Regions from separate parts of the Homo sapiens genome. Here regions 1 and 2 are each linked to region 3. A link is a loop called in an ENCODE intact Hi-C map of the cell type or tissue named here. Cell type or tissue: endothelial cell of umbilical vein. All regions are shown on one strand. Each heading gives the region's core, and the rest is flanking DNA. Links, peaks and the distances in the headings are about the cores only.

Evidence for each region. Peaks named below come from ENCODE experiments on the same cell type or tissue, not always from the same donor. Only the 100,000 strongest peaks of a DNase experiment are listed, where the experiment ranks them.
Region 1: a loop joins it to region 3, with 8 times the contacts of the local background. A loop is called at or near these places in 8 of 110 quality-filtered maps.
Region 2: a loop joins it to region 3, with 10 times the contacts of the local background. A loop is called at or near these places in 94 of 110 quality-filtered maps.

The regions. Positions count from the first base shown.
Region 1 is chr6:30,938,329-30,948,318 of GRCh38, forward strand. MUCL3 (mucin like 3) reads left to right here and starts at 2,645. Exons shown (of 3, transcript NM_080870.4): 1 at 2,645-2,753. The coding sequence starts at 2,672. HCG21 (HLA complex group 21) reads right to left here. Exons shown (of 3, transcript NR_138040.1): 3 at 7,651-8,250. It overlaps LOC124901299, which reads left to right. Exons shown (of 3, transcript XM_047419624.1): 3 at 1-578. The coding sequence ends at 128. RefSeq lists enhancers at 1-61, 2,481-3,318. In endothelial cell of umbilical vein, for the core only: a CTCF peak has its summit at 4,425 (motif pointing right); a DNase peak (open chromatin) is centred at 4,503; H3K27me3 peaks cover 482 bases.
Region 2 is chr6:30,822,850-30,832,839 of GRCh38, forward strand. LINC00243 (long intergenic non-protein coding RNA 243) reads right to left here and starts at 7,810. Exons shown (of 2, transcript NR_130726.1): 1 at 7,666-7,810. RefSeq lists enhancers at 4,383-4,883, 5,683-5,977, 5,857-6,756. In endothelial cell of umbilical vein, for the core only: a CTCF peak has its summit at 5,815 (motif pointing right); a DNase peak (open chromatin) is centred at 5,832.
Region 3 is chr6:31,082,357-31,092,346 of GRCh38, forward strand. It overlaps the pseudogene RNU6-1133P. Among named protein-coding and RNA genes, the nearest start is that of C6orf15, 25 kb to the right of the region's middle. RefSeq lists an enhancer at 1,434-1,933. In endothelial cell of umbilical vein, for the core only: CTCF peaks have their summits at 1,797 (motif pointing left) and 5,390 (motif pointing left); DNase peaks (open chromatin) are centred at 4,585 and 5,355; H3K27ac peaks cover 1,461 bases.

The DNA.
Region 1 (9,990 bases), core at 925-8,924, 140 kb before region 3:
TCTCTTCCACCCACAGCGTAAGGAGGAGTCTACTGTCAGTCACAAGATTCTGCTCTCTGTCCTGCCGCCAGCCATGCAGACTGCGGGAAGGTGCCCAGCTTCTCCGAGGGCAGTTTTCTCATCTGTAGAAGGAAGGACCAGGGCTAAGTGGTCTGCAGGCACCTTCCAGCCCTCACGGAGCCCAGGTCTGGACAGCTGGAACCCCTGCCCCTCACCCTCTCTTCCTAGTCCCACCCTCCTCCCTGACGACCAGAGAAGCTCTTTAGCTGAGGACAGTCTGCTCACGGCTTCCCTTCTCACTTCCCTCCACAGGGAGCCCCCTCAGGCTGGCTCTTGAGCCCCCAAGGCCCTCTGATTCTCTCCCCTCAGGGCAGGTGCAGGACCCTCCTCTGTGGTGCCCCCTCGGTCTGCTATGGGAGGGTGGTGAACAAGTTATTGCTAAATAAAATGGCACTTCCTCCACTTGTCTCCCAGATGCTGTGGGTTTGCCCAAGTGCATGGGCTTTTGTGTCATGTGGGCCCGGAAGGGCCAAGTCTGGTCTCTGCCAGTTACCAGGGCAAGTCATTCCCTGATCCGAGGCTCATTTATCCTCATCTGTAAAGTGAGGGTGACAGGTGATAACTCATAGGTGAGGTGCTTAGTACATTCTTCAGTACATAGAAATGCCCAAACAATGGTAGTTGGCAGAGTTGTTTCGTGACTGGCCTCTCAGCCTCCAGCTCAGATGAAGCAACATAGACTGACTGTAAGAGACTGTTTTGGGCCTCCACCTACCTCCAGGTTTCTCCATCCCAGACATCAGCGTCCTTGGGGTGGAGTTGTAGCTCAGAGAGAAGGGAAGGGGGTGTTCATTCACAAACACTGGTTAGTGCTTATTCTAAAGCAGAGATCCTCCACTTCAGCACAATTGGTGTCCTGGGCTGGATAATTCTTTGCTGTGGAGACTGCTCTGGGCATTATAGGATGTCCCACAGCATCTCTGGCCTCTACCCCCTAGATGCCAGTAGCATCCCACTCCAAATTGTGACAAAAATGTCTCCAGAAATTTCCAAATGTTCCCTGATGTGGGCAAAATTACTCCTCCCTGTACAGAACCACCGTCCTAGAGGCTTGGGTCCCTGGGGAAAGGGGGGGGGGGAAGGGGACCAGTGAAAAGGGGGACTGTCAGTCACCCGAGTCTACATGGAGTTGCAGAGGACAGCCTGTGTCTGCCTTAGTTTCTCCATCCTGCAGGATATATTGCCTGGGAGGCAGGCTGCCCAGTTCTGAGTAGTCAGTCTTTGGCCTGACTCCACGGAGCCTCATTAATCTCCCATTAATCACATTAATAAGCAGTTGGCCTCCTCTCCTCTTCCCACCTATTCCAGCCCTGCCCAGGGCTTAGGGACAAGTCACACCAAGTAAGGAGAGGAACCCACATGTCCAGTTCTCTAGTCCTCTCATGAGCCCAAATGCCCTGAGGGCCTGGCCTCCTGCCCTCAGGTCCTGGACCTCTCTATGGCCTTTGCCTGCCCCCACTTCCCTCAGAAAGGCATCCTCCGGCCCTGGCTTCCACTCCATCCAGGCGGAGTGGAAACATTTATTGATTGCCTACTGTGTGCCAGACACTGTCCTAGGCTCTGATGACACAGCAGGGATCCAAGGTGCTTACTTTCCATGGAGACCCACAGTGGGCAGAAAGGGGTTGTGACTTCTCTGTGCTAGAGACCCAGGGAGTCTGTCCTCCCCTACTCCAGCCCCAGGCACTGTCACTGGGGAGACAAGGGAGTCTCTGAGCTAATGCTTGCTTTAGGCAGGAAGTGAGGAAGGGAAGGGGGAGCTCTGGGGTGCTCCTAAAAATGAGATGTCTGCATTTCTGTATAGGAGTGAATGGGGACTTCGAGACAAAGAGACAGCCGCTGAGCTGAGGTGGGAGGGAAGAGGTAGAGTGAAAGCAGAAGCCCCTGTACACCGAGCATCTCTTGGCCAAAGATCTTGGCCTCGGTCCTTCTGGGTGGCCTGACCTGTCTGTGTCCCTGGTGAGGGGTGTGACATATGTCCCTGTGGTTCTGTGTCTTGTCTCTGTCACTGCCTCTGCACTCTCCACATATTGTTGTATGACCTCTGAACATCATGAAGCACCTTTCTCTGCAGCGAGGGTCATTCGAGGGCTTTCTCTCGCCTTTGCTCTTTCACCTGATCCTCGCGGACAGCTCCGCCCAAGGTGGCAAGAATGACCATGTGTGAATAAGGGGTGTGGAAGCTGGGCTGATGCGGGAGAGGTGGGAGGGTGCGCGTGAAGCTGGACACAGATCAGAACGTGAACCCCACCCCATCCTGCTCCCAGCCAGAGCTCAGTCCTTCTAGAACTGAGCCATCTGCTCCCCACTTCCCCAGAGCCCTGGAGGCGCCACCCTCACTTCCCTCCACTGGGGCTGGCTCAGGTGCCTGCTCCTTTCTGGTTCCTCTGCCCTGCCCCCAGATCCCACCCCTCGGCAGGCACCCAGGTGCCTGGCTCCATGACGCAGCAGCTGCGGTCTCCTCTTATCAGGGCTCCCCTGTGGGTTGGGGTGGCTCCATTTGTTTAAGACTTAGTCCTGAGGAGCCCCAGCCCCCATGACGTCAAGATTGGCTCCATATAAGGTGAGGGGTCCGCAGCCCATGGTCCCCAAGCAGCCACCCAGCTCCGACATGGCCCAGCCGGTCCACAGCCTCTGCTCCGCCTTTGGCCTCCAGTGCTGCCTCCTCTTCCTTCTAGCTTCTTGGGGGGCAGGTAAGATGCCCACAGGGGATACAGAAGACAGAAACAGCTTGTTTCTTAGTGTTCATAGCGTTGGACAACAAATAGAAATGAATGAAGGGGGCGGGCACGGGGCTGCTACAGACAGTTGTCTAGAGTGTTCTCTGCTCAAGTTTGCTGGCTAAGGGACATGTAGTAGGAGATGAAATCCAGCCTGTGCTCTGCTCTTTAAAACATGGCTCACAGGGCTGCACCCATCCAGAGGGGGTTTCTTCAAGTTTGCATAAAGACACTGTAGAGGCTGCCAGCCCTGGATGGTGGGGGTAGGCACCTGACATTCATTGAGCACCGTGCACGGAATTCACAGCTGCTCATGGTGATTTCTTTCTTCTTCTTCTTCTTCTTCTTCTTTTTTTTTTTTTTTTTTTTGAGAAGGAGTCTTGCTCTGTTGCCTAGGCTGGAGTGCAGTGGCACAATCTTGGCTCACTGCAGCCTCTGCCTCCCGGGTTCAAGCGATTCTTCTGCCTCAGTCTCCTGGGTAACTGGGATTACAGGCACCTGCCACCACGCCTGGCTCATTTTTTTGTATTTTTAGTAGAGACAGGATTTCACCATGTTGGCCAGGCTGGTCTCAAATGCCTGGCCTCAAGTGATCCGCCTGCCTCGGCCTCCCAAAGTGCTGGTATTACAAGTGAGAGCCACCGTGCCCAGAGACTCATCTCATTTCATCTCAGCATCCCCTGAGGTGGCTAATAATATCCCATCTTATAGTTGAGGAGAGTGGATTCACAATGATTATGTCCCATATCTCACAGCTAGAGGGAGGTAAGCAGGGATTCCAGCTCCACTGCCCCCAGCCCTGGGGGGACAGGTGGAGCTTCTCTCCTGAGAGCTCTGTTTTGTGCAGACCTAGCTTCCAGTCCTGACTCTGACCCATTTGCCTACTCTGGCCTTCCACACCATCTGTAAAATGGGCTGGATGCTGCTGCCCAGCCGTACCAGTATTTGATGCCTACAGAGCATTTACACTGCACCAGGTGTTGCTCTAGGGACTTCATCCACATTTACTCATTTAATCCACATGGAGACTCAGAAAAGTGTGCGTCAAAGGCTCTGTCCCTGTCTTACAGTTGGGAAACATCTCAGGACTTTGATGGGAAAATGACTATGGACAAGTTCGACGAACAAAACATACCCTAAAGATAAGATGAAATTATGAAATTAGTTCACTTAGTCAAGAAACGGACTGCTACTGAACCCGGGGAGCAGAGATGCTGAACACAGGGGCGGTGTGGAGGGCCTGGGCAATTTGGAGGAGGGTCTCCACAAGGCAGATGTAGAACAGCAGATTCAGAGACACTATCTACCCACTGGACAGTCATCCAAGGACAGAGCCATCCACAGGGTGATATTAGAGGCAGTGCCCCTTCCCTGAGCACAGTCAGGTTGAGGCCAGGGGTGGAGGCAGGGGCAGGTGGGTGGTGAATGGCGATGACTGAGGAATCTTTGAGCTGCCTCTGAAAGGTCTCAGCAGTGCGTCCTGTCTGTGCCCTGACTTGATGTCTGTCTCCCCTACCTTGAGGGTCTGGAGACAGAGGTACCACAGCTGCCCAACACCTCCCGGCCCCATCTCTCCCGCCTTTCCTTCCCCTTCCTCTCAGGCGGATTGTCCACTGGCTGCTCTCTCCTCCTTCCATCTTGCAGCTTAAGGAAGAGGAACCTGCAGGGGGCGGAAGGGAATCCACTCCATACACAGTCGCTCTGAGATTTGCTTCAGGGCGGAGATCTGAATTCCTGAGATTCCGATGGGGCCATGTGGGCGTGGTCTCGGAGAGGAGATAGGCGTGGCTGGGCGGCATGGAGGGAGGGGTGGGGAGGACAAGGGGAGCTGGCTGCTCCCATTCTGCAGATTTTGAAGACAAGAGTGAGTGGGTTACAGGTGGGGAGGGCTTGAGGCTGGGCTCGGGTTGTGATGAGGTCGGGTGGAACTGGAGTGTGAATCAGAGCTGGTGCATGGCTGTGCCCAGCAGAGAGAGAGGCCAGGGCAGGAAGGGAAGAGGGACAACTGGGATGGATGAAGCCCTTTAGTCTACCATTCTGGTGAGGAGACCCTGACGTTTGTCCACAGGACCAGTCAACACCCAGACAGATAACTAGATCCTGGAACCCCAGAGTCTGCATCATGCAGTCACAGAACCACAGGTACAATCTAGATTAAATCATCCGAGGGCAGCACAGGTGCAGTCCAGATTAAATCATCACAGAGAGGCATAGGTGCAGTCCAGATTAAGTCACCAGAGGGAGGCACAGGTGCAGTCTAGATTAAAGCATCTGAGGGAGCACAGGTGCAGTCTAGATTAAATCATCTGAGGGAGCACAGGTGCAGTCTAGATTAAATTATCACAGGGAGGCACAGGTGCAGTCCAGATTAAATCATCACAGGGAGGCTCAAGCGCAGTCTAGATTAAATCATCTGAGGGAGGCTCAAGTGCAGTCTAGATGAAATCATCTGAGGGAGCACAGGTGCAGCCCAGATGAAATCATCTGAGGGAGCACAGGTGCAGTCTAGATGAAACCATCTGAGAGAGTACAGGTGAGGCAGGAGATGGGAATTGGGGCTGGGGTCCTTGGAAGAATCTAACAAGAACATTTTCCTATAACAAATGTTATTTGATTTAATTTCTATAACACAAATAATGTATGCTCATTGTAGAAAATGGAAAATAGAAAAAATAAGAAAGAAAAATAAAATCTCTGTATACTCCCTAGTCCCCAAGCAATCATTTGATTATATCTCCCTTTAGCTTTCCTTTTTTTTTTTTGTAGAGACAGGTCTCGCTATGTTGCCCAGACTGGTCTCAAACTGGTGATCCTCCTGCCTCAGACTCCCTAAATGCTAGGATTATAGGTGTGAACAACTGTGCCCACCAGCTTTTCTTTTTCTATGTCTGCATTTTAAGCCACTTATTGAACTCATACTGTATAGGTATTTTAACAAACATTTACCCACATTATTGCAAATGGAGCATGCCATTTATGGGGGTAAGGATACCAGGAAACACTAGAGATGCTCTTTTGGGACAGCGTGCCCTGACAGCGACTCCAAGGCATGAGTTGCTTAGCAAGATATTCTTTCTCCCTTCCTTCCTTCCCTTTCCTTTCCTTTCCCTTCCTTCCTTCCTTTTCTTTCTTTTCTTCCTTTTCTTTCCCTTTCTCTTTCTTTCTTTCTCTGTCTCTCTTTCTTTCTTCTTTCGACAGAGTCTCACTCTGTGGCCCAGGTTGGAGTGTAGTGGCATGATCTTGGCTCACTGCAGCCTCTGCCTCCCAGGTTCAACTGATTCTCCTGCCTCAGCCTCCTGAGTAGCTGGGATTACAGGGTCCTGCCAACACGCCTGGCTAATTTTCATATTTTTAGTAGAGACGGGGTTTCGCCATGTTGGCCAGGCTGGTCTCGAACTCCTGACCTCAGGCCCACAATGGCCTCCCAAAGTGTTGGGATTGCAGGTATAAGGCACTGTGCCCAGCCGATGTCCTCTCTTTCAAATGAGTGAACAAAGCAGATGGCGGGGACCTTTGGCACTGTGCATCGTTTTGATGTTGTGGGATTTGTTCTTATTCTTTTATCCCAGCTGAGCATCCACCTACAGTGTCTTGTGCTAAAGTTGGATTTTCCTCTCTGCACCTCCTGCCTATTCTTCAGTGACCAAAACAGTTCTTTTCGGGCTATGATGGTTGTACGTGGAATGAATATCTCCTGGTGAAAACTTACTAGGGAAATAAGTCACTACCAAAGTAGATCGTCTGGGGCAGAGATGCTCCTCTTGTCCTGGGGGTTTACACTGATTTGCCTCTTGGCTGTGTCAGGGCCAAGGAATCCCTTGAGCTTTACCTCAGCTTTTTACAATCTATGGTTCCACAACTGTTTGATGCAGATCTAAAATTCTAAAATCTTGTTATCTGAGTCTAGTTATGGACTGTGATCCTGTGGTTTAATGACAACTGGTATCCCAGAATTGGTGGGCCAGAGGCCTTCTTTCAACGTCTTTTAATCTCAGAGCTCAATTACTGAACAGCGGAAGTCGCCCTTGGTCTTCCAGCCTGTGGAGGTCACAAATACATTTGGTTTTTACTTAACGTGCATGATGAAATGTTGTTGGCAAGGCTTTTAAGGAGTTTTCATCAGTCTTATTCTTTCATTCATTATTCAACAAATATTTACAAAGTGCCTCCTATGGATCAGACACTGTTCTAGGCTGGAGACAGCGATGAACAAAACAATAAAAATCCCTGCCAGGCCAGGCCAGGCCAGGCCAGGTGCAGTGGCTCACGCCTATAATCCTAATATTTTAGGAGGCTGAGATGAGAGGATCACTGAAGACCAGAGTTTGAGACCAGCCTGGCCAACATAGTGAGACCCTGCGTCTTAAAAAAAAAAAAAAAAAAAAGGTGAGGAGGGGGCATACTGGCTCACATTTGTAGTCCCAGCTGACAGGGAGGCTGAGGTGGGGGTACTGCTTGAGCCCAGGAGGTCAGGACTGCAGTGAGCTGTGACCATGCCACTGCACTCCAGCCTGGTGCAGAGTAAGACTCTATCTCAAACAACAACAACAACAACAAAAACCCCGGCCGGATGCAATGGCTCATGCCTGTAATCCCAGCACTTTGGGAGGCTGAGGTGGGCAGATCATGAGGTCAGGAGATCGAGACCATCCTGGCTAACACAGTGAAACCCCATCTCTACTAAAAATACAAAAAATTAGCTGGGTGTGGTGGCATGTGCCTGTAGTCCCAGCTACTCAGGAGGCTGAAGCAGGAAAATCACTTGAACCCAGGAGGTGGAGGTTGCAGTGAGCCCAGATCGCACCACTGCACTCCAGCCTTGGCGACAGAGTGAGACTCCATCTCAAAAAACAAACAAACAAAAAAAGCCTTGCCATTGTGGAAATTTAATTGTATTTATCACATATCAGAAAGTGATGAGTGCTGTGTTATTAAAACACAGCAGAGAAAGTGGCCCAGGAATGCAGAGGCTGCTGTTTTCAAGAAGGTGGCCACAGCAGGTGAGAGGTGGATGGAGCAGGCAGGGGGGTAGGGCTACTGCTCAGGCTCCCCTTACTACCAGGAGAAGGACAGGGCAAAGCACGAGATTATTTCAGAGACTACAATGTGGATTCAACAAACATTTAAATAGCTTCTGTGCTCCAGAGTCTTCCATGGTCCATACTTCCTTTAATCCTCACATTAAGCTGGTGCAGTCAGCATCATGGTTATTTACAGTCGAGAACATGGAGCTTCAGAGCACTTAAGAGACCTGAGCAAGAATGCAAAACCGCTGAGGGACCGAGCCTGGATGTCAAACCTGTCCTCTGATTCTTTAAGGCCAGTGGAAAATGCCCTTTGCATTGCTGCCAGCTCCTTTATTCACTCAATAGATAGTCATTCATCCCTTATCATGTTTAAAAACATCTGGGGCACAGTGAAAAGTCTAATTTTGCCAATTACTTAACCTCTTTGCGTCTCCTTTCCCCACCTGTAAAACAGTAAGATCACACTCCTCACTTCACAGGTTCATAATTATTTGATTAAATAAACAAATATATGAACAGCACCTTTCAGGGAGTCCACACATGTCAGTGTCTTTCCTTCTTTAAAAGACTGGGCTGACCTATTGGCTGTGCACTGTGGTCTTAACCAGCAATGATCTGGGCCCGGGACCCCAGGATGTGTGTTCAGATTCTGTCTCGACCTCTTACTTGCTGGGTGTCCTTGAGAAGATTACTTAACCACTCAGAACCTTGTTTCTTCATCTATAAAGTTTGGAGAATAGGATAGTTCTCAACCTCAACAGGTTCTTGTGAAAAGTAAATAAGTTAATGTATGCCCTCACTTGTAGAACCTGCCTGTCTCATTGTAGAGCTCTAGAAACGTTGCCCATTGCTATTGTTGTGGGACTATGTACAGGTCACTTTTCCTCCGTGAAATGTAAATTTCTCAGATGTAAAATAGGGGAAGTTGACCGCTTCTAAAGAGCCTTATGGAGCATTGGGAGATCAATCACCATAGAAGAGAATCCAGAAAGAGAATGTCTGTGAGGCCACCAGCCACATCCTGGGGCCGGGGAAGGTGTCCAATAAACAATAGCTATTACTGGTATTGCTGCCAAGGAGATCAGGTAATGGGATTGGGACAGTGGAGTGCAGGCCTGATCATTCAGCCCCCTTCTCTCCCCTCATTCTCAATTCCTTTCAGAGACTTGGGCTTCTCTATTACCCTCACACCCTTCTTGTCCTGCCCATATTTCTTTCAAGGACTAAGCTCCCCAGGCCGATTCTGCCCATCAGCAGGCAGGTGGACTGTGGTTTCTTGTGATTGGGAATAGGTCCAGGTTCCGGTTGCCGCCTTGAGCTAACAGGGACCAGAAACCTCAGTTATGTAATGACACTATCTCTTTCACTCTTTGGTGATCTCTTGGCCTTCACTCTTTTGGCTAGGTATCAGAGACATCTCCTCTGTCTCCATCAGGTTGTTTTTCCATGGAATTAAGGCGTGTATCTGTCCACTGATAGGGGTGTTTTCTCTCACACCCTGTCCTTAAACATAGTCAGTCCCTACCACAATCTAGTTGCCTCGTTTACTCCTGTCAGGACCCCCAAGCAGATATCTTTTCCTTTCAGGATGGCCCCTTTCATCTATCCCCAGTTGGCTTTAAATGTGTGAAGAGGGGGACCCAGTGGGGTGACCATAAGGGTTGGGTCATCTCATCCATTCCCCTCATCCAACTTTATCACCGAAATGAAAGCTTCCCATCTCCTTACTCTACCCATCCTCCATTCTTCTTATACATCTCTCACTCACAATTTGTGTCTACCTGCTAATCCCTATGGGAAGTTCTGCCAGAGGTCTTACCTCAATTTCTCACACTGTTACATTTGGGATGGTGTTAGAATGTTATGGAAAGGTGAAGAGTCTAACGTTTACTCCTGGTCTTCTCAGCTATGCCATAGAAAGAAGACTCCATTCCATAAGTTACAGACCCTAAAGGGGCACCTGCACAGTAAAATGCTAGTCCATACATGCCCTCAAAACCTTACCATTGGATAGGCATGGCAGGGAGTGGAGGTCGGCAGGCACGCAAACAACTGTAACGTGAAGTTGAAGGTAACAGGACAGAATGGTGAATAAAGACCTTTTCAAGCACTGAAATGAAGCTGGATTTTATCTGCTTAGACGGATCAGAAAAGATGCCTTAAAGCCAGAAGGCCTTGAGATG
Region 2 (9,990 bases), core at 1,274-9,273, 260 kb before region 3:
GAGTTCCAACTTTCAAAGAGCTTTCTAATCTTGGTTTTTAGTCCCACAGGGGCAAGATGGGAATGCCATGAGAGGCTCTTTGATTGTGGCCCAAGGGAACACTCAGTGCCTAGATGTGTGAAGTGGGATGCAGCTCCTGGTGAAGGCAGAAGTCCTTTAAAAGTTTATTGACTGCAAAGAATAAACCAAAATGGGCCGGGTGCAGTGGTTCACGCCTGTAATCACAGCACTTTGAGAGGCCAAGGCAGGCGGTTCATGAGGTCAGGAGTTCAAGACCAGCCTGGTCAACATGGTGAAACCCCGTCTCTACTAAAAATACAAAAATTAGCTGGGCATGGTGGCGGGTGCCTGTAATCCCAGCTACTTGGGAGGCTGAGGCAGGAGAATCGCTTGAACTCGGGAGGCAGAGGTTGCAGCGAGCCGAGATGGCACCACTGCACTCCAGCCTGAGTGACAGAGTAAGACTCCATCTCAAAAAAAAAAAAGAATAAACCAAAATGACAAAGCTTCTTGATAACATCCCAGCCCATTTCTTCTTCTTCTTCTTTCACTTCTCCTTCTCCTTCTTCTTCTTCTTCCTCTTCCCCTTCTTCTTCTTCTCCTCCTTCTCCTTCTTTTTTTTTGGAGATGGAGTCTTGCTCTCTTGCCCAGGCTGGAGTGCAGTGGTGTGAGCCACCCCGCCCAGCCATCCCAGCCCATTTCTTATACAAGAAACATTGAGGGTTTACTAAAGAAAGAAAGAGACAGTAGAATAATGGGAACCACGTTGCAAAAATGTAAATCGCTCACTGGTGACTGCCAGGATTTTGATGATCTAATAAAATGACTGGCATATGAGGTGGGGAAAATGTACCCTCCTGTGATCAGCCAGAGGTTTCAGCAGCAGTGGAAGATGCATACCAGAAGGCGGTGCAAAGGGGGATTAGAGAGGATCTAAACTGGTATCAGGGATTGGGTGTGGTGGCTCACATCTGTTATCCCAGCACTTTGGGAGGCCAACATGCGAGAATTGCTTGAGCCAGGAGTTTGAGACCAGCCTAGGCAACATAGTGAGACCTCATCTCTGCAAAAGTTTTAAACAATTAGCCAGACATGGTGGTGCATGCCTGTAGTCCCAGCTACTCAGGAGGTTGAGGTGGGAGGATCACTCAAGCCCAGGAGACGGAAGCTGCAGTGACCCATAATCACGCCACTGCATACCAGCCTGGGCAGCAGAGCAAGATCCTGTCTCAAAAAAGAAAAAAAAACACAAAAACTGGTGTCGGGAAAAGTAGTTGGGAAGCTATGGAAATTGCTCCAGTGAGAGGTGATGAACATCTGAATTAGTGGCAGGAGTCTCTCTGAACCTATTCAGTTTCAGGGGATTGCTTGATTTAAAAAAAAAAAAAAGACAAATTAGCCGGGCGTGGTGGTGGATGCCTGTAATCCCAACTACTTGGGAGGCTGAGGCAGGAGAATCACTTGAACCCGGGAAGCGGAGGTTGCAGTGAGCCAAGATGGCACCATTGCACTCCAGGCTGGGTGACAGTGCGAGACTCCATCTCGAAAAAAAAAAAAAAAAAAGGCAGTGGTTAAGGGACTGAGTGGGGACAGATGGGAGATGGATTTTAGGGTAGGAAGGGTGGATGTAAGTGTGAAGGAGAGGAAGAATGACTCTGGAGAGAACACCAGCTCCAGTGGCCTGACCCTAAGTCCTGTGTGCTTTCTCGCATATTGTGCTGCCTCGTCATATAACGAAGATTCCACTTTAGTCCAACTCTTCCATTTTACAGTGAAAGGAGAAGATTAAAACCCAGAAAATGGAAACCCTCATTTATGTTAAAGCTGAGAAATCAAGTGTCCCTTCCCTGATCCAATCCTCTTCCGCAGGTTCATGACAGGGTGCACATTAGAACTACCTGCAGAGCCTTCCAAGCGGCACGTGCCTGGCCCATCCCTAGATCCAGTGAACCAGAATCCCTGGGCTGGGACCACTGGCTCATTCCAGACAGTGCACAAGCATCTCTTCCTGGTGCAACCTTCCATAGCACGTTCCGCTTGGATCACTTTCTCTTTCTCTGTTTTATAATTGTCCATTACATACAGCCACTGATAACTGAAAAGGCTCGCAGTGTTTGGATGAGGAACCATATGCAAACAAATACCACAGTTCTTCCTTATAGACCCACTTAACTGATTTGCAAACATCTCACTGAAACCGCAGGGGAGAGGTTTTAGAAGGCTATGCTCCAGTAAGGAAAAATTAATGGAAGTAATTGTTCAGTAAGCAGTTACCAATCTAAGTTTTATAAAATTGATACTCTCTTTATGAGTGTATTTTAGTAAAAATAGGGAATAGCTTTTTTTTTTTTGAGACGGAGTCTCGCTTTGTCACCCAGGCTGGAGTGCAATGGCGCCATCTCGGCTCACTGCAACCTCTGCCTCCCAGGTTCAAGCGATTCTCCTGCCTCAGCCTCCGATTACAGGCGCCCGCCACCATGCCTTGCTAATTTTTGTATTTTATAGTAGAGACGGGGTTTTGCCATGTTGGCCAGGCTGGTCTCGAACTCCTGACCTCAAGTGATCTGCCTGCCTTGGCCTCCCAGAGTGCTGGGATTAGAGGCGTGAGCCACCGTGCCTGGCTGGGAATAGTTTTAAAACATAAAAAACGCAAAAGTTTTAAAAAACATGGGTTTTCTAAAGATTTCAGTATTCCCTATCCCTAACTTTTCATAAAGTCCTGAGTTTCTTAATCACAATGTTTTCATCCAAGGAGGCTTTTAGGAACAGGACCCCAGGGTTAGGGCAGGAATACACTATTGTTATTTTAACAGTCTATCAACTAGAAAGGCAAAAAAAAAATTAGATTTTTTTCAATATTAATGAAGTTGAATTGTTCGTTGATAATTGTTAATTAGTTATGGTGTTTCTGTTATAAATTGTCTGTGTCTGAATTTCTCACACAGTACAATATAAAATACAAATAGCTGTGGGGTATTTTCTAGGTGCTGGTTACTGTTCTAAGAGCTTTAAATGGAGTAATTCAGTTAATCCTGCCTCACGGTACAATAATTAGTCTCGTATGACGGAGGAAATAGAAGCCTGGAGAGGTCAAGTAACTTGCCCAAAGTCATACCCAGAAAGGCTGGATTCAGAGACTGTTGCCAACATTTTCCTTATTTATTTGCATTCCATTTTTTTCTATTAAATATAAAAATTAGCCAGGCGCAGTGGCTCACACCTGTAATCCCAGCACATTGGGAGGCCGAGGAGGGTGGATCACTTGAGGTCAGGAGTTCAAGACCAGCCTGGCCAACATAGTGAAACCCTGTCTCTACTAAAAATACAAAAAATCAGCTGGACATGATGGCCTGTGCCTGTAGTTCCAGGTACTCAGGAACTCGAGAGGCTGAGGCAGGAGAATCGCTTGAATGTGGGAGGTGGAGTTTGCAGTGAGCCAAGATTGTGCCATTGCACTCCAGCCTGGGTGACAGAGCGAGACTTTGTCTCAAAAGAAAAAAAAAAAAATTTAAAAACTTTTTGTAGTTAAATCTATGCATATATTCCTTTCTTTTGTTGGCCTATTGTTTCAGTTAATTTGTTTTTTTACTTTTTTCCCATGTTTTACTTATTACTTTCATATTTCTTGTATGATATTTATCTTAAAATCTAGTTTTATTTTTCTTTAAGAGACTGGGAGTCTTGCTATGTTTCTCAGGCGGGTCTCGAATTTCTGGGCATAAGCGATCTTCCTGCCTCAGCCTCTCAAGTAGCTGGGAATTACGCCACCAACACACCTGGCTTCTTTCAGCTAATTTAGAACATCCTACCCTTTTCAGAGATTAAAAAATATTTAGATTTGCTCAGGATATGTTAGATGAAGTGAGGATTTACATCTACTATATGTATTTTCCCAAATATTAATAATTATTTCTCCTGAACCATTTATTGCATAATATTTTTCTGTTCCATTGTTATATGACAGCACGTTTCTGCCTGGTTGTAATCTCATAGTGGCTTGATTTTTAAGTGAACATTATATGTTTAACTGCCTCCTTGAGGATACTGAAGACTCTTTCCAATGATTATATTCTTTTCACTTCACCTGTCATGCATCAAGTGTTGATGTTGCTGGCTGCCTTTCTCAGTGTTAGTTTTTATGTGTTTTGGAATTTCAGCTTCCAGGTTCATTTCCAGGCTTTCTCTGTCTCCCTTCTCTTGTTCCTCACTCCTCCCTGCCTAGTGGCTGTGCAGTTGCCCTTCCCAGGGGCCAGTGTTCAGGACTAGGTCTTATATGGCAGTCGGGGCTCCTGCCCTGGGATAACCCTGGGAATGACTCACATCCAGCCCCATGGCTGTGGGTGGCTCAGTTAAGCCCAGGTGTGGTGCCGTTTGGTAACCACGGGCCTCCCTAGGCCACAGTCCCAGGCGAAGTTAGTAGCAAGCTATTTCAGTCTTCTTGAAGAGGGTGGAAGTGTGGGCAAGAGGGGAATCTGAGTCCCTAATATTTTCACAGTGACCATGACACTGGTCCCCCACCTCAGTGGGCAATTTAATTCTATCTCACCACTCAGTACTCAACAGGACTTGACTTCCCAGCTGCCTTTAACTGTACCCTGAGTCAGAACCCAACAGGCCACAGCTGTAGCCCTGTTCATCTTTTGCATTTATATTCAGTTTCTGGGAATATCTTTGGGGATATTCTCCCTTTGTGGAGCATTGCTTTTTAATTTTCTCTAATATTATATCTATCATTGCTCTGTATTGAAAGCCCCTGGGCTAGCCTGTTTCACTTGTGTCTATTTTTTAGAAGCATTTACTGTAGCTTTATACTACATATTTGGGGATCACTAACAATTTTTTCCGGTCACACTCTAATCACTTTCTCAAGGCTGGATCAGGTGCGAGACTCTGTAGCAGTAACCTGAAGTTGAGAATTGAGGAAGTAGTGCTGCTATGAGAGGAGACCTGCGGTGGCATCCCTAGGATGGGGTGCTGGTGGGGGGTGGGTGGCAAGGGGGAAAGGGGGTTTCTGCCTAAGGGAGTTTCTGCTCCATGCCAGCACTTCATCAGAGGTCTTGAGCCAGGGTGGAATCCAGCTCCAGGGAGCATATGAGAGCAAACAATGGAAGCTTGACATGATCACTGGATGAACATCTGAAGTTTCATATGTGATGGGATCTCCCCAGAAAACAATAGTGCACATCACAGCCAGGAGGCACCCAGAGCATTGTGTTGCTGTGTTTTTTGAACCCAGTGAGTTAACTGTCCAGTGTTCCACATCATTCTGACCTGGGTCAACAGATGGAGGCAGGGCACACTCTTGGCTGTAGCTCGATCCGCCTCTCCTGCTGCAGCAGGACATTTCTCAGTAGCACAGGCAAGGTGCTCCGGGCAGGGGACTGCATAGTAAGTGGTGCCTCCTTTGCAATATAAGCCAAACAAGGCTTCCTGCTGGAGCGCCTCTTGGCTAATTCAGGGGCATGAGAGGCAGCATCTAACCTTGCCCAGGGGCCCTGGCTCCCCTTTACTATGGGGGGTGGCCTGTGATCAGGCCCAGTGGGACTGAGGAGCAAATGTGGACAGTCTTCCCCGGCACACATCGGCTGACCTGCATGCCCAGACTGTCTCCTGGGGCGCCTGTACAAGTTGGTCCTAGAATCCAATTCTTCCTGGAACTGGGTGTCATTTCAGGACAGAGAATACCGGGAGTCATAAATTGGCCCTGAAGCAAACGAAAGTCTTCCAATCCTGCATGACATAGCAGATTGTTTTGCTTGGGGCTTTGGCTTGGTCTGGGGCGTGCAGTTCCATGGGGGAACCTCTGGCAATCCCACCAGGGGGAGCCCTTTCCCCATCTTGGGGCTGTGGATCTCAGCTTTCCAGAATATTTGTGTGCATGTGAGTGAGCACATCTGACTTAATTTTTATATTCAGTATAGAATCATGACTCAGCTTTCCCTGTTAATGTAGTCAACTTAAGCTACTGCCATGGTTCAGGTTCCATCATGCTTCAAATATAGTTTATGACTGTAGTTACGTAGTGTGGCAGCAACACAGGGCAACTTGGGGCTGGGGAGAAGTGAGCGTGTCTTTCCCTCCCCAAATGCAGTCATTTAGCATCTTCCTCTTTCAGAGTCCTGTATCCCAGCGATGGGGATCAAGATTCAGACTTAAGGACACCCTACCTGGACCTTGGCAAGGAGATTTTTACAGTGGGAATCTGGTCCAGCCTCTCTCTGGCCCCAGGCCTCTACTGTCCACCTTTTACAAATGCCACATGGTAAGGAGTCAACTGAGCTACCTTCCAAGGAGCTGGATTGGTCTCCTGGCTCTGCCTGACCTTCCTCAGCCCCTCCGCAACCCCCACCTGCTCGCTTCTCCTTCACCTCCTCTCCTGTTCACCTGTACCTTCTTTCCTTAGATGTGGCCACACTCTGTTCCCCCAGGCAGCGTCTTCACTGAGTAGTCTTTGAACCATTAACCACCTGCAGCCCTATCCATGTTCTCTAGGGCACCTGCAAGAGGAGGAAGGGGAATTTGCTGATAGCCACAGCTGTGCATCCTACTGGAGGTGCCTTCCGGAGGGCAGCATAGTTAATCTAGACACCCAGCATTCTCAGTCCACTTCCATGGCCTTCTCTTCCCATTGCCTGGGTCTCAAAAGGCCCAGGACAATCTCATGAGGTGGACCGAGCAGTATTTGGGGAGGGAGGATAGAAAAGAGACTGGGATATCTTTAATTAATAGATACTATTAAAACCTCCTCCCCAGCAGCAGTAGTAGGGATCGTTAGTGGCAGCAAATCCATAGGGGTCTGCAGCAACCTCAATTCTTGCCTCTTTGGTCACTTACTGGGATCTTATTGGGAAACTGCTGATCACCAGTTTCAGATGTTTCTATTGGGAGACTGCCTGTCTCTGGTGCCAGCTGTGACCAATTATTTTAGAGAGCCCGTTAACAACTGCCTGACCCTCACCTGATGTTTGCCTGACATTCCTGTGGGTGTGTGTCTGGGGCGCCCTCTCCTGCCCTGCTCATCCCTGACTAGCTACTTACTCTAACAGGATGAGAAGACATACAAAATAGAGGCTACTTTAAAAAAAAAATTCTCAGAGTGTAGTGTGTAAACGTTCACCTCCACTATAAAGACCTCCTTGCCAGGGGTAGGAAGCCTTTAGTCTGAACCTTGAGCTCCGTCGCTGGGATACAGGACTCTGAAGAGGAAGACGCTAATGATGACATTGAGTTGACTCCACAGCATCTCACAATTCTTTCTTTTTCTAAGTCATCTGCATTTAGTATCCACTGACCAAGCAGGCAGGAAATGTAATTGAAGTTTTATTAGGGACTCCCCTATCTCTTCTCCTATGGGGTCCAGTGACCATCCCAGGGGTCTGACCCAGCCTAGAACATTCAGAGTCTGGGCCTCTGACCTTCAGACACAGCTGATATGAATGGGAGTCTTTGTGGTTAGTAAGGCCAAGGTTCTTAGCTAGTTTCCTTTGGAATCCCTGACCTCCCTCCATCCCCACTGTTGTGTGTGTGGGGTTCTATGTGGGAGCAGGGCTTCTCCTCACTACTCCAAGGACCCCCAAACCACATCCCTTCCACAGCATCTGGGAATCTCCCCCCACCCCCCACTCCCTTGAGCAGCTTTTGCCTCCTTCAGTCCAGTGTGCTTACCTCTCTCCCCTGGCAGAGAACCCAGGTGCTGGCGGGGTCTCCTCTGGATGCCTTGCCAACTTCTTTTTTTTTCTTTCCAACTTCTTCTCTTGGTGAGGCTACGCAAAATCTTCTGGGGCCAGGATGTGCAAACGCTTCCTGGAATGGGGTAGAACAGTGACAAAACAGGAAGAACAAAAAAACACATGTTAATATCTCAAGAAAGTATCCAGCCACCATAATGAAGGGGCTTCCAGGCTCTGAGGGAAGACCACTGAGCTGAGGGGCCTTTGCACTCTATTCCAGGGAAGATAATGGATGCCCAGAAGAAGTGGGACATTTGGAGCCCCAGACAAACCAATGACACAGACTGAGACACTGTGGAGCTGGATGCCTTTCTGTGTGTTTGTTAGAGTATGAGAAGCCCGCTGGGAACAAGTAAGGGCATCCCTAACCATCAGTGTCCATTGCCCAAGAGAGATGGCAGAAGTGGGTTGGTCCAAATCCTTTCCGTTGTAAATGTGGAGGGCTAACATTTTGAAATATTCTCTGGCCAGGTGCGGTGGCTCACACATGTAATCTCAGGTACTTGGGAGGCTGAGGCAGGAGGATCACTTGAGCCCAGGGGTTCCAGGCTGCAGTGAGCTGCAATTTTGCCACTGTACTCCAACCTGGGTGACAGAGAGAGACCTCATCTCTAGAAAAAAAAAAAAAAACAACTTCTGATTTATTTCATCTGTATCTCTCCCTCCTCCCCTCCCACTCCCCAGCCCTTCTAGCAGTTGGGGTAGGAGGGTGGGCAGTCAGCAGAAAGCAGAGCCAAGCAGCATCTTCTGCCTCATAAATTTCAAACATGAGACCTCATGGGAACTGAAAGGATTTATGACATAGGCCAGGTATTTAGGAGAAATGGACACTAAGAACAACCATCCCCTCACCTTCCAACAGAAAGGGGTTCCCTTGTGCTGGTGGGGCAGAGGGGCCATAATAACAATGTGCACATTTGTGGGTATTAGAGAAAGGGGTCCCTGGGCTGAGTCCTGGGGAGGTGGCAGAAATGGCAGACAGGTTTGTGGGGTCAGACAGAAAGCTCTGTCTTGCTTCGTCTTTGAGCCAAAGGGGACCTGGTGCCCCTGAGTTGGGGGCACTGTGTGGTGCCCAGTCACACTCTCCGTGGTGTCCTCAGTGAGTGGCACTCATTGAGGGACAGGAGGAGCAGAGCTGCTCCCAATAGAGAAGCACTGGAGCCCACACTGCCTAAAGTGGGAATGACCCAAATAGCCTTCAGCAGGAGAAAGGGGAGGAAAATTGTGGCATATGCATGCAGTGGAATATTTCTCAGCACTGAAAATGAATGTTCCTATAACTGCATGTGATAACAGGCAAATCTGCAGACATAAAGTCGAGTGAAAGAAGCCAGCTGTGAAAGAGCACATTGTATGATTCCATTTATATAAAGCTCAGGTCCAGGCAAAATGGTAGTAGTGAGGAGAGAGGTTGTCCTTTGGGGAGGGTAGTAACTAAAAGGCACAGGAGGGGGCCCCTGGCATCCTGGGAATGTCCTTTCCTTAATCTAGGCACTGGTTGCATGCATATGCTGTTTGCGAAAGTTCTTTGAGCTGTACATTTAAAATTAATGCACTTCTCTGTATGTATGTTTTATTTATATAAAAACATTTTTTTAAAAGATAGAAGTAGCTGGATGCAGTGGCTCACGCCTGTAATCCCAGCACTTTGGGAGGCCAAGGCGGATGGATCACCTGAGGTCGGGAGTTCGAGACCAGCCTGACCAACATGGTGAAACCCCATCTCTACTAAAAATACAAAAATTAGCCGGGTGTGGTGGCACATGCCTGTAATCCCACCTTCCTGGAGGCTGGGAGGTGGAGGTGAGCTGAGATCGCACTACTGCATTCCAGCATTCCAGCCTGGGCTACAAATGAGACTCTGTCTTTCAAAAAAAAAAAAAAAAAAAAAAGGACTTTCTGCTCTTTCCTGCTTGACATCTTCCTTGACTCCATCTTCTTTTTGATCACCTTTTTATGGCTTCCTGAACTGATCTCATGGATTTTTTATCTGCATCAAAAATGGAAATGGATTAGATGTTGCGATTTTTAGGGTATAAAATTCAATGATTAATTTTATGTGTCAATTTGATTGTGTTGCACTACAGGGTGCCCAGATTAAATAACATTTCTTGGTGTGTCTCTGAGGGTGTTTCTAGGTGAGATTAGCATTGTGGACTCAGTAGATTGTCTTCGCCAGTGTGGTGGGCATCATCTAATCTGCTGAGAGCCTGAACAGAACGAAAAGAGGAAAGAGAAATTCACTACTGTTTCTTCCCGC
Region 3 (9,990 bases), core at 860-8,859:
AATTCATAGACAAATGATCAAAAGAAAACCTAGTAGATCTGTATAATTCTGGATATCATTCCATAAAGCCCAGCTTAGAACCTGTGCCCTCAGCCCTTATAAAGATTTCAAAAGCTCTTAATACCCTTTGTAAAATGTCTTCCTGTTAATTTACCTAGCGTAATCTCTAGTTGCTGCACTGAACCCTGACTGATATAACTTGTTATTAAGAAACAGGAAGATAAAAACTAATTGAGCATCGAAGTGCTTTTACTTCTAGGAAGAGAGAATTAGGGGTTGGTACCGGACTATAGCTTTTGTTCTGTCTTTGGCTTTTTAAATTACATATCTGTAATTTATATACACACACATATATATTTGGCTTTTAAAATTACATATCTGTATAAATCTGATAAAAATTTTAAATAGTTAAATAAAAACTTATTTAGGAGATAATATATTAGAATACTAAGATGAGTGCTGAGTTTAAAAAACAAAAAGGCCAGGAGCGGTGGCTCACACCTGTAATCCCAGCATTTTGGGAGGCCAAGGTGGGTGGATCACCTGAGGTCAGGAGTTTGAGACCAGCCTGACCAACATGGTGAAACCCTGTCTCTACTAAAAATACAAAAAAATCAGCTGGGGATGGTGGCAGGTGCCTGGGTAACAGAGTGAGACTCCGTCTAAAAATGAAAGTGGCATCTGATACAGAGAAGATTAGCATGGCCCCTGCTCAAGGATGACACACAAATTTGTGAAGGGTTCCATTTAAAAAAAAAAAAAAGTCTGAGCGAGGTGGCTCAGTCCTGTAATCCCAGCACTTCGGGAGGCCAAGGCGGGAGGATCACTTGAGGTCAGGGGTTCAAGTCCAGCCTGGCCAACATGGCGAAACTCCGTCTGTACTAAAGTACAGAAAAATTAGCTGGGCATGGTGGTGCATGCCTGTAGTCCCAGCCCCAGCTACTCCGGAGGCTGAGGCAGCAGAATTGCTTGAACTCAGGAGGCGGAGGTTGCAGTGAGCTGAGATCATGCCATTGCACTCCAGCCTGGGCAAGAAGAGCAAAATTCCATCTCAAAAAAAAAAAAAGGGCATCTGAATATATACAATTACAATGTCAATAAAAATAGATAAATGAATAAATACAGTTAGTCTTTTTTTTTTTAATGGCATCTGGACATTCCTACATTCTGGAAGATTTACAAATACATAGTGGGGATACCTCTCATAAATGTATAAGCCTCTCAGTTTTTCCTTCCAATGCATTGCAGATTGTCCTTATTTAGCCCTTTCCCCTGGGAACCTGAGACTGAGAGCAGTGCAAGCTATGCTTTTTTTGTAAACACAGCACCTCACATTTCTAGAAGACAACCCTAAGTAAACTTCAGGGCCCTACGTCGGTCACCATTCCATCTGCTCTTCTCTGCTCTGATTCTTCCTATCCCTCAGAAACCCAAGGCCTCCTTAGCCAAACGGAGCTGCTGTGGTCGCAAATAGCCTTGTGCCCCTGGGAACCTGTGAGATGCAATATGTCGTCAGTCTCCCTCAATCTTGGCCTGAGTCCAAGAGAAAGGCAGCTGCTCTGAGGTTCGAGACTCTCCAGTGACTCAGCTCTCTAATTCCCAGTACTCTGTGCATATGCCCTCCTCAATTCCATCTCCTAGACTTGCCAGATGTAGGTCGAGTCCTCAAAGATGAGATAACCAAGATGCAAAATCCTAAAATCCTCCATTAAGCACCTACCAGCTGCAGAGGCCCTGCTGGGGCCCTGAGGGAGATGTGTGTGGCAGACTGCAGGCCAAGTAAGTCCTTCTTTAAGGCTGGTGTCATGAGAATTACTCAATGCCGCCTCCTGCTGGGGAAGGACACTTCACCCCTTTTATGGAAGCCCAACGGGAAGGACTCATGGGACAGGGCAGGCTGCCCTGTCTCTTTTTTAGGCAGTCACTGCAATCACACATGCTCACTAATCCAGTTCACTAAGGTACGAAGCCACAATAAAGTTTGGAGCCAAAACTGTAGATATAAAGAGAGTTCCTTTATCTGGAATGGCCTCGATTTTTGAATAAGGAGTTTTTTGTTGTTGTTTTGTTTTGTTTTGTTTTGTTTTTGAGACAGAGTTTCACTCTTTTGCCCAGGCCGGAGTGAAGTGGCAAGATCTCTGCTCACTGCAGCCTCCGCCTCCCGGGTTCAAGCAATTCTCCTGCCTCAGCCTCCTGAGTAGCTGGGATTACAGGCGCCTGCCACCACGCCTGGCTAATTTTTGTACTTTTAGTAGAGATGGGGTTTCGCCATGATGGCTAGGCTGGTCTCGAACTCCTGCCCTCACGTGATCCGCCGGCCTCGGCCTCCCAAAATGCTGGGATTACAGACGTGAGCCACCAAGCCCATCCATAAGGTTATATTTTTTAATGTCCTGCCTCCTCCTCTTTTTTTTTCTTCTCTTTTTGTTTTCAAATAACTAAAGATGCACAGAAAGTTGCAAAATTAGTACCGAGATGTCCTGTGCACTCTTCACGCAGCTTCCCCAGTGGTAAGCTCTTACATACTACAGTACATTATCAGAACAAGCAATTGATGCATATTTTCTCAATGCATTGCAGTAGGTGGATTTGGTACTTGAGACCCTCAACAATCTCTTTCCGCATATCATGACTAACAGTATAGGCTCATGGTTTTTAAAGGACTGCCCTTTGAAGGAACTGGATGGAATTTTGTTTGCAAAGAGCTGAGAATCACTGGAGAGGCAATAAATGGAAATGTTCCTGTAGATTGTCACTATAGAGAGCAGGGCTGATGGATGTCAAAGGATATCCAGGGATATAAGCCCTCAGCAGGGAGGAGAGCAAAAAGGCCAGTGTGGTTGGTTATTGGAGAAGTTATTTGGATAGTTTTTAATTAGAGACATCTCTTGCATGAATGGATTTCCTAATGAAATCAAATTTTGATTGTGGAAAGCATAATTAACATGTAGGAAACATCAGTATATTCTAGGACCTGAGAGTAAAGGATGAAGTCCCTTTTAGAGAGATACACTGTTCTCTTTTAGGAAGATGGGCATAGAAGTGCAGGAAGTCAACTAGACGTGTTAAAATATAAATTTTTGGCTGCTTGTAACAGAGACACAAATGCCACTGGTTTAAATTAGGTAGAAAATGTTTTCCCACCCTTGGATCCAAGCACATGAGGACCCTGCCCGGGCTCCATGATCTAGAGGGACCTGCTCTATCATTCCCCCAACTTATAGGACAAAAAGTCCGAGAAGCCAAAGGGATAGACCTACCCATGGAGGTTGCATCTCTTCTACAAGTACTACAGTCTAGGTACTTGGAACCCCTGAATTCCTGGCACTAATGGCCCCCAAGCCTGCTTCCAAGTTTGCATGGGCCTCCTCCTGGGGCCATCGTCCCAGGGGTTATGCCTCGCTGCTGTCGTGCATGCTCTGAGACCCCAAAATGTGGCTGTTTTCAGAGAAGGATATGGGTCTGGAGATTTTAGGGACTTGAATTTTCAGGAAAAGAAAGTAGGGCAGATGCAGGTAGAGGACCCAGAGCTAGTTTTCCTCACTCAGCCATATTCTGCCATGGAACCTAGGGGAGTCTCAGAATTCTAAATTCCAGCCTGGCTGTCCTAGCCTGGATTCCCCAGAAAACAGATTCTCAGATAGATTTATCTGCAGAAGTTTTATTGGGGAACAATCTTGGGACAAACACCTTTAAAAGCTGAGAGAAACGGGACAGGGAAAGGGAGCAGTTGAACTGTAATGAAGCCGTAAAGAGTACTGAGCTGATCTCATGGGTTGTGGAGGCCTCTGGCACTGGAAAAGTCCTTTAAATTTGGCCAAACTCGGCCGGGCGCGGTGACTCACGCCTGTAATCCCAGCACTTTGGGAGGCCGAGTGGGGGAGGATTATCTGAGGTCAGCAGTTCAAGACCAGCCTAGTTAACATGGTGAAACCCCGTTTCTACTAAAAATACAAAAAATTAGCCGGGCATGGTGGCATGCGCCTGTAATCCCAGCTACTCAGGAGGCTGAGGCTGGAGAATCACTTGAACCCAGGAGGCGGAGGTTGCAGTGAGCAGAGATTGTGCCATTGCACTCCAGCTCGGGCAACAAGAGCGAAAGTCCATCTCAAACAAACAAACAAACAAACAAACAAAAAGGTGGCCAAACTTGAAGCAAGGTAACCAGGACTTTGTATGTTCTTATCTTATCTATCAGTCATTGGATGTGGCTGCCCCCAGGGAGGGGAGGTGTAACCTTGGGCAAGACAGCTCTTTTCAGCTAAGGGCAATTCCCAGAGACAGAGCTGTCACAACCAACACCCCTGGCAGCTGGGGAATAAGTGACAATGTTGAAGGTAGGATTTGGGTGGCACACAACAGTATCTGCTACACTAGCCTTCAAGATCAGTATGAAGGTATATTTATCAAGACAAAAGCTGGAACATGTTTTATTCAATAATTTATTTGTTTGACTTATAACAATAAACCATCTCTAACACACATTTCCCTTCCTGATATCAGACAGCTGCTCTGAGGGATACCCGAGACCCACATTCAGGAAGTAAGATAGATATCAGCCTGGACTGCTGAATAGATGCCCTGTGATTTATCTTCAGACATGACTCAGTGGAAATGCAGTTGACTCCATTCTAAAACCTCTCTTGAGAATATTTCCAGGCCCAGTCAACTTATCTTGGTCTCACTATAAGGAAAGGAACTGAGATCAGCTGCACCCTGAGAGGCTAAGATCCTGATAGGGAGCAGGTGAAATCAGGTTGGAAAATAGACAAGACAAAGGCAGGCAGATGTAAGAGGTATTCAAAAGCCCAGTTGTGCTCTATTTTTGCCTTCCACGAGGAATCTTACGGGGAGCTTCCACATTACCCGGTTATTGGTCACGGCGGTGAGTTAAGGCTGTTTTATTGAATGAAATCATCAACCCCCCTCCTTTTCCTGCTAAAACGCAATCTGTTTCCAAGACTTTCCTAATGTAGAGTGATTTTATTGAGCCTAGACCATGGATTTCCCATCTGATAACTCTTTAAGAGGGATGAGATAGAACATAATGTGAGAAAATAACATTGTTCCAAGATTTGTAAATGCTAATAATTGTTGAAGTCCCATGGTAGGTAAATAGAGGTATTTTCTTTATTTTTGTGTAAGTTTGAAAATTTCCATAATAAAAAGTGTTATAAATTGTCTTAGCAGGTCACATAACTAATAATAAAGGTAAAATTTTTGTTGGTCTTAATGAGAGAGAATTTGGAAAGTGGAGATAAGCGGGGCTTTGGAGCTCCTAAACTATTCGGGCTGTGTTTTGACTCAGCGAGCTCAAAGTGGGAGGGCAGGAGAGCTCGCTTTTTAAAAGATCGACAGCGCCATCTACCGGTAAGAGCGCCCAACTCCCTTGCTAAGGATGATATCATTATGCTAGGGTGATAGTAGCAAGCCTCATTGTTAGTCACCTAAGAAGTTAAGACAATAAGAAATCATTCAAAAAATAAAATGGTGGCAGGACGAGGTGGCTCACGCCTGTAATCCCAGCATTTTGGGAGGCCGAGAGGGGAGGATCGCTTGAGCCCAGGAGTTTGAGACCAGCCTGGGCAACATAGTGAGGTCCAAATCGCTACCAAAAAAAAAAAAAAAAAAAGAGAAAAAAAAAAGAAAGGCGTTAAAATTAATTTAAAGATACACAATAATGAAAATATTACAAAGTACTATTATTCAGCCATAAAAAAGAAATTACATTCTATTTATTTATTTTATTTTATTTTATTTTGCAGACAGAGTCTTGCTCTGTCACCCAGGCTGGAGCGCAGTGGCGCAATCTTGGCTCACTGCAACGTCCGCCTCCCCGGTTCAAGGGTTTCTCCTGTCTCAGCCTCCTGAGTAGCTGGGATTACAGGCACGCGCCATCACGCCCAGCTAATTTTTGTATTTTTTTTAGTAGAGACGGGGTTTCACCATGCTGGCCAGGCGGGTCTCCAACTCCTGACCTCAGGTGATCTGCCAGCCTCGGCCTCCCAAAGTGCTGGGATTACAGGCATGAGCCACCGCGCCCAGCAGAAATTACATTCTGATACATGCTACAACATGGATGAACATTGAAAAAATTATGTAAAATGAAATAAGCCAGACACAAAAGGACAAATATTGTATGATTTCACTTACGTTAGATATTTAAAATGGGGAAATCTGGTTTGCCAGCACAGCAGGAAAAAAAATAAATAAAAGTAAAATACAAAAATCATAGAGGTGAAAAGTCAATTTGGCCAGGTGCCGTGGCTCATGCCTGTAATCCCAGCACTCTGAGAGGCTGAGGCAGGAGAACTGTTTGAGGCCAAGAGTTCGAGACCAACCTGGGCAACATGGTGAGACACCCACCCCCACCACCTCTAAAAAAAAAAAAAGAAAAGAAAATAAGTCGATTAGAGGTTACCAGGGGCTGGGCGGAAAGGAGAATGGGGAGTTATTGCTTAATGGGTAATGAGTTTCTGTTTGGAGTAATGAAAAAAATTTGGAAACAGATAGTGGTTGACAGCTGCACAACAACGTCAAATGTAATTAATGCCAATGAATTATACATTTAAAATGGTTAGGCTGGGTGCAGTGGCTCAGGCCTGTAATCCCAGCACTTTGGGAGGCCGAGGTGGGAGGATCACCTGAGGTCAGGAGTTCAAGACCAGCCTGGCCAACATGGTGAAACCCCATCTGTACTAAAAATACAAAAATTAGCCAGGCATAGTGGCAGGCACCTGTAATCCCAGCTACTCAGGAGTCTGAGGCAGGAGAATTGCTTGAACCTAGGAGGTGGAGGTTGCAGTGAGCCGAGATCGTGCCACTGTACTCAAGCGTGGGCAACAGAACGAGACTCCGTCTTGAGAAAATAAAATAAAATAAAATAAAATAAAATGGTTAAATGGGAAATCTTACCTTATATACATTTTCATATATATAACATACACACACACACACACACACACACATATATATACACACACACCACACACACATACAAGTATGAGCCACCACACCTGGCTAAATTGACTTTTCACCTCTATGATTTTCCTATTTTATTTTTATTTATTTTTTTCCCTGCTGTGCTGACAAACCAGATTTCCCCATTTTAAATATCTGATGTAAGTGAAATCATGCAATATTTGTCCTTTTGTTTCTGGCTCATTTCATTTTGCATAATTTTTTTTCAATATTCATCCATGTTGTAGCATGTATCAGAATGTAATTCCTCGTTTATAGCTGAATTATATATATGTTTATTTTTACCACAGTAAAAGAAATTTTAGGCCAGGCATGGTGGCTCATGCCTATAATCCCAGCACTTTGGGAGGCCAAGGCAGGTGGATCACTTGAGCTCAGGAGTTTGAGACCAACCTGGGCAACATGGCGAAACCCTGTCTGTACTAAAAATACAAAAATTAGCCGGGCGTGTTGGTGCACGTATCCATTTCAGCTACTTGGGAGGCTGAGGTGGGAGGATAGTTTGAGCCAGCGAAGTCCAGGCTGCAGTGAGCTGTGATTGTGCCACTGCACTCCAGCCTGGGTGATAGAGCCAGACCTTGTCTCATAATAATAATAATAATGATTAATTAATTTAATTAATTATTTTTTTAAATTTTTTATTTTTTGAGGCGCAGTTTCAGTCTTGTTGCCCAGGCTGGAGTACAATGGCATGATCTCGGCTCACCACAACCTCCGCCTCCCAGGTTCAAGTGGTTGTCCTGCCTCAGCCTCCCTAGTAGCTGGTATTACAGGCATGTGTCACCACACCCGGCTAATTTTTGTATTTTTAGTAGAGACAGGGTTTCTCCAGGTTGGTCAGGCTGGTCTCGAACTCCTGACCTCTGGTGATCTGCCCACCTCGGCCTCCCAAAGTGCTGGGATTACAGGTGTGAGCCACTGCACCTGGCTAAAAAAAGAAATTTGTAATGAAATTGACTTCAAAATAATTTAAAAGTTAAGAAAAAAACCACATTACACAAATATGATATAAACTTAAAAGAATGACATAAAAAAAAACACACAAGAGCAAAAAAGGACGCAATGAAATATGGAAACTAGTGAATGGAAACAGTGAAATGACAAAATAACTAAATAAACTAGTAGCAAGATACCTGAAAGGAAAAGTTGACTGCCAATCAAAATACGTTGCTGGGTGACCAAGAAATCAAAGTTAAGAGAGGTAGATATTTTAGGAGTATTTCATCCAGGTCATAGTAAAACCCAGTCCAGGAATAAAACATTGTATGTATCTATACCAGCCTTGTTTTAAACAAAATCTAAAATAGCTTAAACACAATACAACAGAATTAAAAATTACAACTAAGGCTGAGCCTGGTGGTGCCTGCCTGTAACCCCACCTACTCTGGAGGCTGAGGCAGGAGGATTGCTTGAGGCCAGGAGTTTGAGACTGCCCAGCCTGGACAACATAGCCAGATCTCATCTCTAAAAAAGCAATAAAATGAATTAGCCAGGCTGTTGGGGCACATGCCTATAGTCCTAGCTACTTCCTCAGAAGGCTGAGGCTGGAGGATCACTTGAGCCCAGGAGTTTGAAGCTGCAGTGAGCTATGAGTGAGACCCCAAAATCTCTAAGAAAAAGAAAGAAAAATACGAAGGCAAGTAAAGAGTTAGAAAAATCAGATAAAACCAGTAAGATTAGTATAAACATCATGCTGTGCTGGGGGTGGGGGTCGCAGGTTTGGAACTGAGCTCTCTAGAAGCCAATTCAAAGAGGGAAACACAATCATCACATGGCTTCCAGTGTCCAAAGTCTCAGAAGTAGTGAGACAGCCAGGTGGGAGGGGTTCCCTGGAGAAATGCCAACCAGCCTGCCCACTGAGGTGGAGCCTCAGGAAGTTTGTGCCCTTTGCAGCGGGGAGCAGCCTGGCCCCTCTTCTTAGTGTGTGGATCCTGGGATTTGAATGGCGGGTGGGAAGCGCTCTAGTAGGGACTCTGGCCTAGCGACAGTCCCTGTTTCTCCGTTTTCTTCCTTTTCATCCAATAAAACCCATCTCATTCACCATTCAGATTGTCTGCGAGCCTGAATTTTCGTGGCTGTGGGACAAAGAACCCGTCTTTAGCTGAACTAAGGAAAAGTCCCGCAATAGTAACACAACTAATCCTTTCCCTGAGACCAGGAAGCAGTTTTCTTCTGGTCTCCCTTGACCAGAAGGGGTGTGATAAAGTGAACAACGTCTCAACCACACCACTACCATAAATACAAGTTTTCATAGGATTTATTCATTTCTTCGGTGTTCCTGTTACAGCTGGTGGCACCATGTTCCGGCAGAATCAGTCAGATCAGTGCAGTCCCATGCTGTGTGTCCGTGCCACTGGTCTGGCTTAATTCAGGGATGAATTCTAGTGTACATGAAACAGACGGCACACATATTCTTCCATCAAACTGACAGAAGAAGTCTCTCTCCACCCATCTTTTGATATGTAGAGCATGACTGTGAGTTCAGTGTTATTATACACTTGATGTCACAGCCATTTTGAAGCTGCTGATTAAAAGTAGGTTATGGCTGGGCGTGGTGGCTCATGCCTGCAATCTCTTAGGGAGGCTGAGGTGGGAGAATCACTTGAGCCCAGGAGATCAGCCTGGGTAACATACCAGACCCTGTCTCTATTAAAGAAAATTAAGAAAATAAAATTAAAATAGGTTACAACAGAATACTCATGGCCAGAACATACCTGTCTTCATGTTCCCCTGCAGGGAACAATGACTAAACAGCTCATGATTCTTGTCCCTTGAGCCCCGCTTTTCTAGATTCCATAAAGGCCACCCTCTTCTGCATCCACATTCTTTCTTCAGTTGGCGCCTAGTACCATGGATTTGATTTTTGCTTCCTTAGGTCTAGTCTTTATCCATGCATACTTCCCCTTGGCTCCCTTTGATTGGATTTATTTACTCCCCAATTTCCTTAGCACCATCTACAGTGTCTTTTCCAGTTAGTGCCTCTCATTCACTGTGCACAGACTCCCCACA